Linked DNA regions of Homo sapiens: regions 1 and 2 are each linked to region 3. The links are chromatin contacts, found by Hi-C or POLR2A ChIA-PET in ENCODE. All regions are on one chromosome and are shown on one strand. Each heading gives the region's core, a stretch centred on a gene start or an enhancer-like site at or near the end of the contact. The rest is flanking DNA. Distances are from core to core; before and after follow the strand shown.

The links. A loop is a pair of places that touch in the nucleus more often than their neighbours do. ChIA-PET counts read pairs that join two places held with the same protein, here RNA polymerase II (POLR2A). Pooled maps may share reads with other maps.
Region 1: a loop to region 3 is called in a pooled map, with 2.9 times the contacts of the local background. The contact joins two enhancer-like sites. A Hi-C loop is called at or near these places in 3 of 168 maps with a recorded cell type or tissue (CD8-positive, alpha-beta T cell, OCI-LY7 and Right ventricle myocardium inferior), 3 of 37 single-sample maps with no recorded cell type and 9 of 50 pooled maps. POLR2A ChIA-PET finds 5 or more read pairs at or near these places in 2 of 52 experiments (MCF 10A and activated CD8-positive, alpha-beta memory T cell).
Region 2: a pooled map shows a loop between it and region 3 (2.6-fold over the local background). The contact joins two enhancer-like sites. A Hi-C loop is called at or near these places in 1 of 168 maps with a recorded cell type or tissue (Right ventricle myocardium inferior) and 9 of 50 pooled maps. POLR2A ChIA-PET finds 5 or more read pairs at or near these places in 5 of 52 experiments (MCF 10A, OCI-LY7, WTC11 and 2 more).

What each region holds. Positions count from the first base shown.
Region 1 is chr4:42,627,005-42,631,888 of GRCh38, forward strand. It overlaps ATP8A1 (ATPase phospholipid transporting 8A1), which reads right to left. Exons shown (of 37, transcript NM_006095.2): 2 at 1-105. Among named protein-coding and RNA genes, the nearest start is that of ATP8A1, 28 kb to the right of the region's middle. RefSeq lists a silencer at 1-13. Within about 2 kb of position 1,352, at least 15 of the 41 ENCODE cell types and tissues checked have a DNase peak (open chromatin) inside an H3K27ac peak, as active enhancers do.
Region 2 is chr4:42,603,401-42,608,192 of GRCh38, forward strand. The region is part of intron 5 of ATP8A1 (ATPase phospholipid transporting 8A1); the gene reads right to left. Among named protein-coding and RNA genes, the nearest start is that of ATP8A1, 51 kb to the right of the region's middle. Within about 2 kb of position 2,156, at least 2 of the 41 ENCODE cell types and tissues checked have a DNase peak (open chromatin) inside an H3K27ac peak, as active enhancers do.
Region 3 is chr4:42,568,724-42,573,003 of GRCh38, forward strand. It overlaps ATP8A1 (ATPase phospholipid transporting 8A1), which reads right to left. Exons shown (of 37, transcript NM_006095.2): 15 at 438-482. Among named protein-coding and RNA genes, the nearest start is that of ATP8A1, 86 kb to the right of the region's middle. Within about 2 kb of position 1,673, at least 4 of the 41 ENCODE cell types and tissues checked have a DNase peak (open chromatin) inside an H3K27ac peak, as active enhancers do.

The DNA.
Region 1 (4,884 bases), core at 102-2,601, 58 kb after region 3:
TATTGCAGAATTTTGTCAGCTGGGGCTGGTTGATGAAAATAGTCCTTACTTCCTCCTGGTCAGCCAGTGAGGTCTTCTCTGAAACATCATCTGTCTTCTCATAACCTTAAAAAGAGATCTTCTTATTGTACAAGAAATGTTTTATTGTCCAGACCAAAAACAGATTTCATAACTAGTCTAGAATATGAAATCTGTTAAAAGCTACTTGCTTCCCCTTAACTGTTGTTTCTTTTATAATAAAAAGTAACATCCCCATATTTAACATTTCTACTAGATTTAAAGGGCAGCATTTAACAGTCATGTAAAAACTGAGCCATATCAAAAACAAGACATAACATCAACTTTCCATTTCCCCCGTAAGTGTTCAACTTCTTTCCTTCCACTATATAAAAAGATGCCCAGAAGTAAACCTTAATTTTAAACTGGTTTAAATTACAGTTTTAGGTAAAACTAACAAGGTAATTTAAAATATAGTCAAAAATTAAAGCATATGCATTTAATACTTTTCTGGGTTTTTTCCCAGATGAAGACAGAAGAAAAGATAAATAGTAAGGTTTAAATAGAGAACTGCAACAATGATCCAACTCACTATCATCACCTATTTTTTTCTCCAGTTAGAATTCATGTTCACAAACGAACTTTAAATTTCTCAAGAGCACTTCAAGTCATCTCATAATCATTGAAACAACAGGATACATTCAACTGGGTACTTTGTTGCAATGTTGACAAACACTTTAAAAAATACATACAAGTTCTAGAACAGAATATCAACAGATAGTATTTTAAACAGCTTTTTGTGTCTTCTAGTGAAAAATCAAAGGGGTGACAACAGTACTGTATCTCCAAAACCCATTTTTCTTCTCTTTTCTGCCTAGCCAATGCCAACTCCTCCCATAAGACCTGCTGACATGTGGTTTCTTCTGAAGTGTTCTATGATGTTCAAGTTAGGTAAAACGTCTTTGGGTTTCCACAGCCCTCTGAACCTCCCCACTCTTCAGCAAAACACTTACCAGAAGGTTTTGTTGCTGCCTGAGTCAGGTTCCCCCTACCAGAATGGGAACTCCCTAGGGCCATAGAGGGTGTGTTATTCATCTTCTCAACACCAGTGCCAACAAACAGCAGGTACCCAATGTTTGCCGAATACATATACCCAATGAAAAATGAGTGGTTGACTGTTTTTTGGGGGCAAGAAAAGCTGCTCCACCCACTGATGAAAAAACAACTGTTGGCCAAGTGCTGGTAACAACTATGTGAAAAGCTGGCCTGTGGGGTTTGTTATAGTATGAAACCAGAAAATCACTGAGGTGTTCTACAAAGGTGAGAAGCATGAGCACAGGGACTGGGGTGTGAGAAACGGTGTCATGTGTGCAGGGGAGAGCAAACAGGGCAGTGCTGCTGGAGCACAGACAGAAGGCGGACGAGAAACCACGCTGAGGAAGCACGCAGGCCAGGTCCCAGAGGACCCTGCGCTCTGCTTGGCAGCCAACCACTGAAAGCTTTCCAAGTAGGAGGGGCACAGGGTGAGAGGCACATTGTATCCTTATCACCCTGGAGGTCACATGGCTCCGAGTAGATTCTGTCACACCCATTTTGCAGTTTCAGACCCAATCAGCAGCTTTGCTCACAGTGTTTCCCTACACCATGTTCTAAACACATACTTTTCCCTCTAGTTTTGTATAATTGAAATTTCACACATGGGTTATTGAATAGAGGGAGATCAATCTTTAAAAAAAATTGAGTCCTTTATTAGGTCTTCCTTCGTGGTAGCATGAAGACCAGAGTGTGCTGTTCCCCGCCTCTGGATTAGAGAGAGAGCCTCAAAAAAACCAGCTCTTCACTCCACTCTGAGCTGATGTTCTCAGGTTGTGTTGTATTTACTTTATATAATGGACTTTTGAGTGTTGTATCTACTTTATGTAATGGGACTTTTGAGGGCCCCGCCCTTGGATGTCCTTAGCTGAGGAACTGGGTGTTACTCCATCCAGACACACCTACTTACATTGAGGTCTCAAACGCTGCTGGGAGAGCACTGGATATTGCTATCCACTGAAAGCAATTGGATACTGCATCTCCCCCTCAGATATTAACTTGTATTCAAGAATTTCTGTGGGGCAAAGGATTTTCCTTGAACTAAAGGGACTGGAATTAACCCCATCCCTTATGTGGGAATCAGAGTAATTAAAACAATCCTAATGGATTAGTAGGGGCCCAACCTAGGTCAGATAATAAGGGATCTTTAAAGAGAAAACTCACCAAAATGAAGGGGAAAATCTAAACTGTAAACTGTTGCCAGGGGTAGGACCATCGAAGAGACTGGATGGCTCTGAGCACAGGATTTCACAGACAACATAGGCTTTCTTTACCCAGGCATTACAGAAAAGCTTTGGAAAGATATTGTACATGAAGCTGAATGTATGCAGAACGCTTCGCTCTGTTGTGCCCTGACCAGGTGTGATACTGAGGAAGGGAGATCTGCACTGAAAGCAGGGAGTGAGGCTCTCAGCCAGTGGAGCTGGTAGGCACCTCTCCCCTGTCTCCTCAGCAGTGACATGGAGAGCCATCAGGCACCTGAAGCCCACTCCCAGAATGTTTGAAGGCCAGAGATTGCAGGTATCACCTTCTGTTATGTATCCAATTCTGTTTACTCCTAGCAGGTGACAGCAAGCTAGCAGTAAACAGGCACAGCAACCTCAGAGGTTCTCAGAAATATCTCAGTGAACATACTTGACCTCAGAGATCCTCAGGAATATTCTGATGAAGGTACCTGGGAAAAAGACTAGCATTTTTGCTAATTTGGAAGTGAGAGTTTGTAACCATTATAATTAAACTCTTCAATGCAATCATCTTACATTGCAGAAATGGGCAACTTAGGTCTGGACTTAACGTAAGTAACCTGTCAATCCAGACTCTTTCCATGTAAAGAGAAACGGACTCTTCCATTTGATTAATGAACCAACACTTTGAGGAAGGTAGGTAGCAATTTTGATCTCACAGCTCTGGGTTAAAGGTGAAAACACATTTGCTACATTCAAAATTGAAAGTTATTCAATATGCACCAGATAATTCTATTTTATGATTTCATTTTTTTATTTCCTCTGCATATCACCACCTTCATCAGCTATAATAACCACATAAAGAGCTACATGTGCATACCTGGGCAATGCCTAAGCTGAGCTATTAGAATGGTGACAAAGGCAATCAAAATAGGAGAATCCTTTACCACCCTGCCCCAAAGAGGGTCAAACTAAGATGGTATTCCTTCTTATACATGGAGTTCTATTCCTCGTTTTAAGGAAGGAACCCATGTCCCTTGCTGTTTAATAATTTAGAGGGTTCGTTCACATAAGTCATTAAAATTTACTAGTAGCTTTTAATCCACCTGTCTGAACTCCTAAGGACTACTGAAAACTCTGACGCTTTTATGTCATCCCCTCACAGAAAGCAAGGGGAAGGCGAGTGCCGTTCTTGATCTGGTAACAGTTCTGAGTCTTCCTGGTAGGTCAGGCCTTCAGAAGCCTTCTTTGTCTGTAAAGTCATGCTAAAGGTGAACTTTACTGAGAGAAAGAAACGCATCTTAATCATGCTCTTTGGTATCTCTCTCAGCTTTTCCTAGCACAATCTTGTGCAAAGAGGACATACAATACTCACCTATTTAACGGAAATGGACTTCAAGACATTCAACAGACTGCTTCTGAGATCCACTCAGTGCCCCACCCATTTTCTCTGGGTTCAGACTGAACTCTGAAGCCCACCATGCAATGGGTTTGAACTCCGTATTAAGTATAGTCGAATGAACAGTATTTGGTAAATGGCAAAGCCAAGAATAAAACATGACCTTAGATAGTTACTTACTTTCACTAGGCTTCAGTTTCCTAATCTGTCAAAGAGAAGTATTCTGTGTTCATGTCCTGGAATAGTTGGTAGTAAATGAAGGAATATGTATGCAATGTACTTAAAACACCTAATATTGTAATAGATTACAATACATGTAATTTGTATTACAATAAATGTAATAGATATTGTAAATGTCTATTATACTTAAAGAGCTAACAGGGTGAATAATGATACAGTCATAGGCTGAGCCTCATAAAAATGGGAGGCGGCTTCTGGGTTAGAGGTTGAAGAATGTTTTGGGGTGGTAATTCTCTACCTTGTGGTGTAACTGACAATTCACCTGCTTCCCTTGTTACATGGTAAGTTACCTATTATACCTCTGGTTCATAGTAAGCCCTCAAAGCCTGATGAATTAACAAGTGAGCAAAACCAGATTAGTAATATACTAGAAACAGATCTCTTTCAAGTAGACATATGTTGCCCAAGCCTGTAGGACTGATGTCCAAACAACAATTAGTAAATTTATGATGAGAAGTAATTGCCACAGGAACTAGAGTAACTGAAGTTCCATAATCAATTCAACTCTCCCAGATTGGCCTGTGTAGAAGTTAAATGACCAAAGTAACCCACCCACCAGTGGTTAGGTGAACTGAGACTCTCATAGCATTAGGGAAGTACAGCCTGATGCAACCAATCCTGCTAAAGGGGTAGATGCATCTGTAGGACCAACCTCTTAAAAGTTTGTTGCAATATCTTGACAATGAGGCCATGATACTTCAAGTCTGTTGGCTAATGCTTCTATTCCCTTCTGCAGAGCTGAGAAGAGTGCTGATAATGTTTAACCCCATGACTTACCCCTTCCTTGACCATCTCCATACCCATTTCCACCTTCGAACACAAATTGATATTTAATCTTCCAATGGGATTACCAAATCCTGTAGGCCTAGGAACCAATCTAGCCCCCTTGCAGGTGACTTTGCTCCTGTATATGTTAGTCTTAGAAAGAAACGAGAAGGTATACTCAATTCGCAAATTTCCAAGTTGTTGGAG
Region 2 (4,792 bases), core at 906-3,405, 35 kb after region 3:
ATGAATGACCTTGTCATCCTGTAATTTTGTTACTTCACTTATTAGTTTGGGTATGGTTTTTTTAACTTTTATTTTGTTGTTTCTGTAGCAATGCTTTTGATGCAACTTAATTTCTCTTTGTGAACAATGCTGCATTATGATTTTTTGGCAGTTTTATTATGCTCATATGCCTCCCTGTTTATCCCATTTTAAAACTCTTACAGAAAAATGCCTTTGAAACTCTGGAATAATTTTTACTACTAAAAACTTCCTGTTGATTTTATGCCTTTAGCATCTCAAAATCTGCCAATATTTTAAAAATCTTCTCCACCATCACCAATATCAGCACCCCTAGTTCAAGGAACCACCCCCTCCCAACTGGATGTCTGTATTAGCCTCAGGCTAGTTTCCTGCATTCATTCTTAATCTCTTTCAAATTCAGTTTCTACAGTGTAGCTATAAGGATTATCTATGATGATTTTACATAAATGTTATAATTACATATTATTATGTATCAGTCCATACACACAAACTTGGGTCACCCCTTGCTCAGAACTCTTCAGTTGGCTTCCCTAGGCTCAAAAAATAAATCAAAACATCTACAAGGCCTTTTATGAAGCAGCTCTTGCCTCTTTCCTGTCATCACTTCTTGTCACTCCCAACACACCCTCCTTATGCCCTCTGTAGTGAGCGCACCATGCTCTCTGCTGTCTCAAATCCTTTGCACATGTTTCCATGCCTAGAATTCTCTTTCCCTCCATCCTCACCTAGTTAACTTGTACACACACCTTGTAGATCTCAGCTTTAACAGCACTTTCTCAGGGGACATTGTGTTGACACCCAGTCCTTCCTCCTCACCCCCAAATCTAAATGAGCTCCGTGCACTTTTCCTTTAGAACACTTATCACAGCATCACAGTTTTACTGTATACTTAATTAAACAGGATTATTTAAGGGCTGTCTCTTCCCCCAGATTATAAGATCCATGACAAGAGAAACCTTCCCTATTATACTCACTGTTACCATTCCAGTGTTATCACACAGCACACACTGGTGCTCAGTAAGTACTAACTGGGTGGAATGCTGGATCCACTAATATTCTTATCTGTCATAGGATCATATAAAACCATTGCAACAGTTATAGATTTACTGAAGATACAACTCCACTACCTAGTAGGGCTCATGTTAAAAATAACATAAACATGACATTTAATAAATAGTTGTATAGGAAAATACTTTGGCAGTTTCTCAAAAAGTTAAGCACAGTTACCACAGACCCAGAAATTCTACTACTAGGTGTATACCCAAGCAAACGGAAAACATATGTTCACACAAAACTTGTATATGAATGTTCACTGAAACATTATTCATAATAGCCAAAGGGTAGAAACAACCCACATGTCTATCAACTGATGAATGGATAACAAAATGTGGTATAGCCATTAAATGGAATGTTATTCTGCCATAAAAATAATTTAAGTGTGGATACAATGACATGAATGAATCTTGGAGATATGCTAAGTGAAAGAACCCAGACACAAAGGGCCACGTATTGTATGATCCCATGTACATAAGATGCCAAGAACAGACAAATCCATGGAGACAAAAGGTAGGTTAGTGATTGCAAGGGATTCAAGGAAGAAAGAAAGACTGACTGTTTACATGTATAGGGTTTCTTTTTGGATTAATGAAAATGTTCTAGAATTAAGGTTGTGGTGATCGGTGCATAACCTTGTGAATGCACTAAACACCCCTGAACTGTATCCTTCAACATGGTGAGTTATATGGTATGTGAACTATAACTGAATTAAAAAATAGCTACAGAAAAAGATGCCAATGAACTATTTTAACATTTGCTTAAAATAGACATCTCAGTTTTATAAGTGACTAAACCAATTTTCAGTGCAAGCAGTTAGAAATGGTTATGTAACCCTCAGAGGCACTAACACAAACTGTTCTCTGGTATCAGCTCAGGGCCACTCCTTCCAGCTCTGTAATTTAATCTAGCCCTCCTCAACATGCTGTGACTTTACAGATGTTTGTTAGTTCACATGTAAAAAATAGCCCTGATCCACTTTGTTGGGTGCCATTTAACACATGGGAAGTGTCACAACAGGCTTCTCAGATCCAACAGATTATGCCAGAGAGTCTTCACTCAATAACGGATAGTGGAAGCCAGTGGCACTTACATGGAAAACCGCCTCCAAATCTGCTGCACTTCTGCCGTCCTCCTTCAAATCTGCTTGACGCCTCCATCTTCTGTACGTGCTCATTTTCCCTCAACCTTGCTCTGATCAGTTTTCTCTCCACATTCAAACTTATTTACCTCCTTTCTCCAACCGACCTTTTGCGAATCTTTGTCTCCAGCCAAACAGTGCATTCTCCTCTCCACCCAAATGTTCTCTCTCAATTCATTATTGGAGAAATACTTAGAAAAATGTGGCATACTGCCCAAATGTACACATCTAAGAAACTTTTAAATACATATTCAATGTTTTCTACCAAATGACAAAATCAATACATGTTTCCAGCAAGACAGGTATGTATACAAGGTAAAAGCTGACATTCCTCTTCTCAAGGCCAGTTTCTCACAGTAAGGAGTACTAACTGATGAATCCTCGCACACCTTTCTCTAGACAAACATGGACATTCTTGTTTTTTCTTTCCCTTTTAAAATTTCTCTGCCACTTGGTTTTCCACTCAACATGCCATAAATACTTTAATGAATAGCAGAGATATTTAACTCATTTTTGGAAAATACTCCATGGCACAGATGTGTCAATTACAACGGGTTGGATAATTAGGTGGACACACAAGACTTCACAGGATGTATTCACAGAAGACTTTACTCAAGGCAAAGGATATGGTACAGCAGGAAAATGAAAGACCAGAAAAGCATCAGAGGCCTGAGAGACTGACAGGCATGGCTCCCCAGGATCCCTTCTCTTTCACCCTCAACACGGGTGTTGAAGCTCCATGGTATGTATGTGAAATCTGAATTTCAGGAAAGCCCAGGCAAAAGTTTCCAGTGGCGTCTTTTCTACCCTCTAGTTGACTAGCCAAGGCAAACTGTGTAGCCAGTAAAACTAGTTAAGCCATCAATCTCTATATATGCTTAAACTGAGTAGAGAAGCTAGTCTTGGGTGGCTACAAGGGAGTTTCAAACCTTAAACAGCACATTATAAATCACCAGCTAGTCCGTCTCATCCTTGTCTTAGGCAGTGTTCAGCATCACACTTCCAGGTGTCCTAGAGATAGGCACAGAGCTGTCCTTGCCCTGTGTGAGACAACTCAATTTTCCACAACAGCTGCATCATAAAGCATTCAACTATTCTCCCCCTGGTGCAAATTCTGACTTCTATTTTTTTCTACTACCACAGCAATGAAATATATTCACATGATTGTACCCTGTAAGAGAGAATGCCCCAGAGAACATTGCTGACTCCGGGGCATTTGAGTTTGTAATTTTATCAGATACAACCAGATACCTAAGAATCTACAGCACTCCATACTTTTACCAGCAATGTATAAATTTCCACTGACTATAAACTGAGACAAGCACAAACTTATCCATTCCTTGAATTTTGTCAGTCTGATGAGTATTTGATATTTATTCTGAAGGCTGTAGTGGTCTGGATTAATGAAAGTATAAATTACCTTTACATCCCTACACTGGGTTGGAATCCTAACTAAATAGAGTAACGCTTCTTTGAAAATATTACAGAACCTTGCTGTTCAACACTTGCTGCATGGGCCTGCTGCATCTGCAGTGCTGGTAGGCTCCCTAGAAATGAGGACGTACTTCTACCCCATCCCCCATTTACTGTGTTCTTGAAATACAAAACCAGAATACAGAAATGAAGAAAGGAAATACACAAACTTGAGGCTAGTGTCTTCTTGGAATATAGATGAGTATACTCTGATAAAGTTAAAAATCAGCTCACAACATAAAAAAAAGTTTCCATACAAATCAAGACTTGAACACTGGCCAAGGAAACTAGTCAATCCTATAATTCATTGTTATCTTTTAGAACTGGTTCTTAAACACCCAGTCCTTAGAACAATGAAAATAAACACCACCACATGTATTATGCTGGTGACTGAATTAGCAATCTAGGTATTTTTAAATCATCAACCTCCTCTGACCCGGCACAAACCTAAGTTTAGAGAAAGCAAGAAACAATGCCCAGCCTGTGATGAGCATTTAGGGTTGTTGAGCCAAAAGTAACAGAGATGCTATTCTGATTCTACAGGTTTTTTTTTTTTTTTAATGTATTCATTTCAGTAGAGAATTAGGTAAACCTCACATTACACAGCCAAGGCCAATGTAATTTTGTACATTTAGAATGTGTTCAAGAAACCAGTCACAATGTAACTGGATTAGATTTCAACAAGGAGGTGACTGTGTTCCTCCCTACCTTCATTTAGGAAGATGACATTCCTCCAATATATGGAAAGCGTTAAGAGCCTAGAGGAGATGATTAAAGAAGCCTGGTGAAGGGGAGTAGGAATAAGTTACGACAGGATTGTCAGAATGGCTAGTGGTATGGTGCTTTGACAGCTCATTGTTTTAAATGCAAAACTCCTCTACCAGTTCCAACCAAACACACCTGTTATAGTTTTCTAACAGCTTAATTAGTCTGACAGTCCTGCCATGGGAGAGCTCAGACTAAACAATTACCTCAAATGTAACTTGTTTTTATTCAGCAGGATACAAGGTAACAGCTTTGTTGTAATAGGTTTCTTTTTTGAATGAAAACATTCTGTTAGAGAACATTCGGGATTCCTCAAAGGCCCTGGAGGAAGTGGCCAGT
Region 3 (4,280 bases), core at 423-2,922:
TAAGAAACACAGAAGAAAATTTCCACTGCTTGGGTATGTTTCAGTAGCCTCTTTTGGTAGCTCTGTAAAGTACATAAGTAGCGGCAGAAGGTGGCAGTACTGAGCTAGAAAAACCTGACGGCTTCAGGAGCTGTAGCTGAAACCTGAGGTAGTCCAAAGCCCACACTCTGGAATTGATCATTAGACTTTATTACAGATAAACAATGTAAAACTCTGGCAAACCTAATCTATAAACTACATGTTTCTCCATCAAAAATCAGGAATATTCAATAGATTTCAAGAAATATCTACTTTACAGCATTGTTACCCTAACTGCTCAGCAATATTTTATTTATATATATATATTTATATAAAAGAGAGTGAAATGTGTCTTACAAAACAATAAAATGCAAACCTTTTATAGGGATCAATGAGGCAGAAAGTTCCATAGAGCTTACCATTCATCAGGAGAGCAGCCATAATCCTCAGGTTCAGGGACATGGCTTCAGAAAGCAAGAAGAGAGGCAGAAAGAGAGGAAAAATAATCACAGAAAGGCTGGAAACATAAAACCACGAAGAAGGGAAGTATAAAAAGATGGATCACTGAAAAGTTAACAAAATGAACTTTTAGTTGAATCTGAAAGAATGGCAGTTAGTACAGCAAATAGAACATAATGATTCATGGTAGCTCAGCAGGTTTACAAAGTTATCCTGTAACTGTATAGCCAATTTGCCTCTTCACCAGAACATTTACTGATTTTATTCACAAAGTTCATAATTCAGTAGGAATTATTTCAACTTAGCAGTTGAAATGCTAAAGCCAATGGAAAATTAATCATATGTGTTATATAATCAGAATAAAGTGTTTCAAGGTAACAAACATGCTAATATCTTGAAACAAATTATCACACTAATAAAATTTGTCAAATACATTTTAGAAGTAACTTTGGCTACCACGAGATGATGGTTACTTCAACAGGTACATTAAAGTAAAAGTTACCTGCATTTCTATAATTAAATGGAACCTTAGTTTAAGAATTTAAATGATATTAAAAAATTTTCACTTAAACTATTTCACTCATTAAAACACTCTTTATTTCAAACAGGAAACATATTCATTAATATCTTCTTTAATTTCATCCATTCGCTCATCTGAACACTAGGAAAGTCTGATAGATGTACTTCATTTCAGCCAGTCATGTATTCAATTGGAAGGGGCCCATAATACATGACAGACCAGATTTTTTTATTTTCCATTTCTTTCATAATATAATCATATACTTTTCCTGTAAATTTATTAGACATGGAGTTTTAAAATGCAGAGTTCAGTACAAATGAAAAGTCACTGTTATTTTTGACGAATATACAATAAACTTTGTTAAAAACTCATGGGATCCTTTCACTTCCTAAAAGTTCAATCTTTCATCAACCCAGCCAAGGCAGGGACTTCATCATTCCAAGGCACCTCTTCCACTACCAAAACATTAATTTGCTTCCAGTGCAGTATCCACTATATCACTCCAATCACAATGGAGGTGGTCCCTTTTAACTCACTATTCTCTCTCCTACCAAAGGGCTTTTGTGCCTGCTTAAGAAGAAGGGCTAATCAAGCCCTTTGTGGGCTGGACTCCAAGAAAAGGAGTTGGCATGCTGCAAAGCTCTGTGGAAACTGGCTGCAACTCCATGTTTAAAGCAATCACTTCAGATCAGCCTCAAGGCTTGGACCCTAGCCCATGGACTGTGCCAGGGAAGGGCCTGGTACTAACCAAGCAACACTGTGCATGGTCCTGCCAAGCTGCACTAGCCCCAATCTCATACCAGGACAGGGGATAAAGTTTCCCAAGTCATGCAGCTTAAAAGCTCCAGAGCTCAAGTGCCAGAGACCCTCTTCACAACTCTGGCGCAGCCCTGGAAGAATGCTGAGCACTACCTAGAGCCCGATGAGCAGTAGGTGGCCTGCAAACCTGCCACTGATCCTATATGCAAGTTTCCCTGTTATTGCTGCTCCAGAAGCTCTGGTGTCTACGTGGTATCTGGCTTTTTGCCTTTGTATGTGCCAGTGCTATAACATCTACCTGGTAAGTTCTTCACTTAATCAAATTCATTCTTAGATCTCAACTCCAGAATCACTTTCTTAGGGCATATTTCCTTGCCTTCCCTGTTTAGATCAAACCACCCATTATAGCCTCACATAGACCTCTATACTGTGTTAGGACTTTATATTTGTCTGTATGATTACTTAATTAGCATCCACTAAGTGCCAATTAGACTATACACTTTAGGCAGGAGGAAATCATGTGAACTTTTGCCTTTTTTACCTGCATTATCTATCAAAGTGTCACATACATCAACACTTGAGATATACAGATAAATAAATGAATGGAGTTGACTAGAATTTATCACAAGTCATGGTGAGCAGTAAGATAAACATGGCTGTAGCAAGATCTTGGGGGATAGTATTATGATAATCGTGAAATTTCTCGTGGTGAGTCTCTTCTTGGGGTTAAAGAAGTAGCCGATCCTTCCAGCAAATATATAGCTAAACCAAATACTGTCAAGTAAAGTTATTCACACAGTATATTCATATATAAAGATTGCTTTTAAAAACTTATTTTTCATTTAAAGGGAAAATGCAAATGATGTTTTTAATACGAATTAAATGCCTTGTCCACACAAAAAAGCATTTTGTTTGCTTAACAGAATTTCTTTTTATAGACTGTATCTTGTTAAGCCTCATCCAACTTATTCTAAAAGGTCTAAATTTTTTTTTTTTTTTTTTACAAAGATGGCACTTAGGACTGTATCCCAGAATCTTCACTCTATTGAGATTTGTGGCCCCTGAACAGAGAAACTGCTTACCTATTCCGGGTATTCAAGTAACTATTATAAAACTGACTTATTCCCTACAAGAAGCAATTAGCTGAAATGATACTTTAATAACTAATGTTTACAGTAAAATGTCTGGTTTGTCATAAGTTAAATTTACAAATGATATCACAATTCACTTACATTTTACTGTAATTGTCCCATAAAAAGATCTAATGAAATAATCTAATAATTTTGCAGTGCATTCCTAACTAAAAGTTGATTTCTACAAGATAATCATCATTGGCAACTATGTACAAATCTATTTTATTGCCCATCATGAATCCAATTTGGGGCGAAGGTTCAGGGAAATCAAAGAAAATTTATTAAAATTAAATTCTGATGCACGGTTTTAAGTGTTAATTATAATTTTCTTACAAACATGGAATACCCAGAACTAGCTAGGAATTATACTATCAGGAAACTTCAAGCCTTATTCTTCTGATAAGACACAACAGAACTCACTTGAACCCTATCTGGGGTGAAACTGAGCTGTACCTGATGTTTTGGCAACACTGAGGCAAAATCAGCTCTGCACTTGTAACACCAAAGGCTTTTGTCAGGATATGAAATTTTGTGTTACTCTCTGGTTTTGCCACCTCCCTAGGGGCATAAACACCTTGCTTTCTTCCACTGGGGTTAAAAGTGCTCATACATAATAGTTCCCATATTAAGCAATTGTTAAATGCTGCTCTGGGGAAAATAAGATAGCAAAGCCAGGTCATTTCCCCCATCTGGATTCCCATAATCCAAGAGTGCCCAGAGGAAATCTACACAGAAAAGTGCTAGACAGTAATTACTCTCTCTCACCCCTTCACATCTAACCATGGAGACTGGCTGTAATTAAGTAACAGTGTTATTTTCCCTGCTGTAAACATGTGGTCAAGTCAGAAGTCACGGTTTCTCCAAAACTTTCAGACATCAACAACTCTCTACGATGCTAACAGTCCAATAATCCACCAGGATGTGTTTGGGAGGGAACACTGATAAAAACTCAAGGTTAAGGATGCCTAAAAGCACATACACAAACATGATCACTGGAAGCAGTTTAACTAGCTTTACTCTACATGGCTTCTGGTATCCTTGAAAATATGATACCATAACTAAAAAGGAAACAGATTTCGGCTTATACAGTTAAAATTTGCAAACAAATAAACTTCTGTTTATTTCTAAACATTATGTTAGATTTCGTATCTGGAAAAGGACTTTAGAAATGGTTTGGTCTCACTATCCACATCTTAAAGAGTAGGGAATATCTGAAAATAGATTTTCTAGGATTACATGGTAAATTCTAGACAAAGCCAGAACTCATGGCTTCTGACTGTATCTCAGGATTAAGAAATATTATTTCCTCAGGAAGAAATTCACTTCACTGGCAATTTAATCTCAATGATGACAATACTGAGCTCAGACCCACCCTATAACAGTTGTTAATG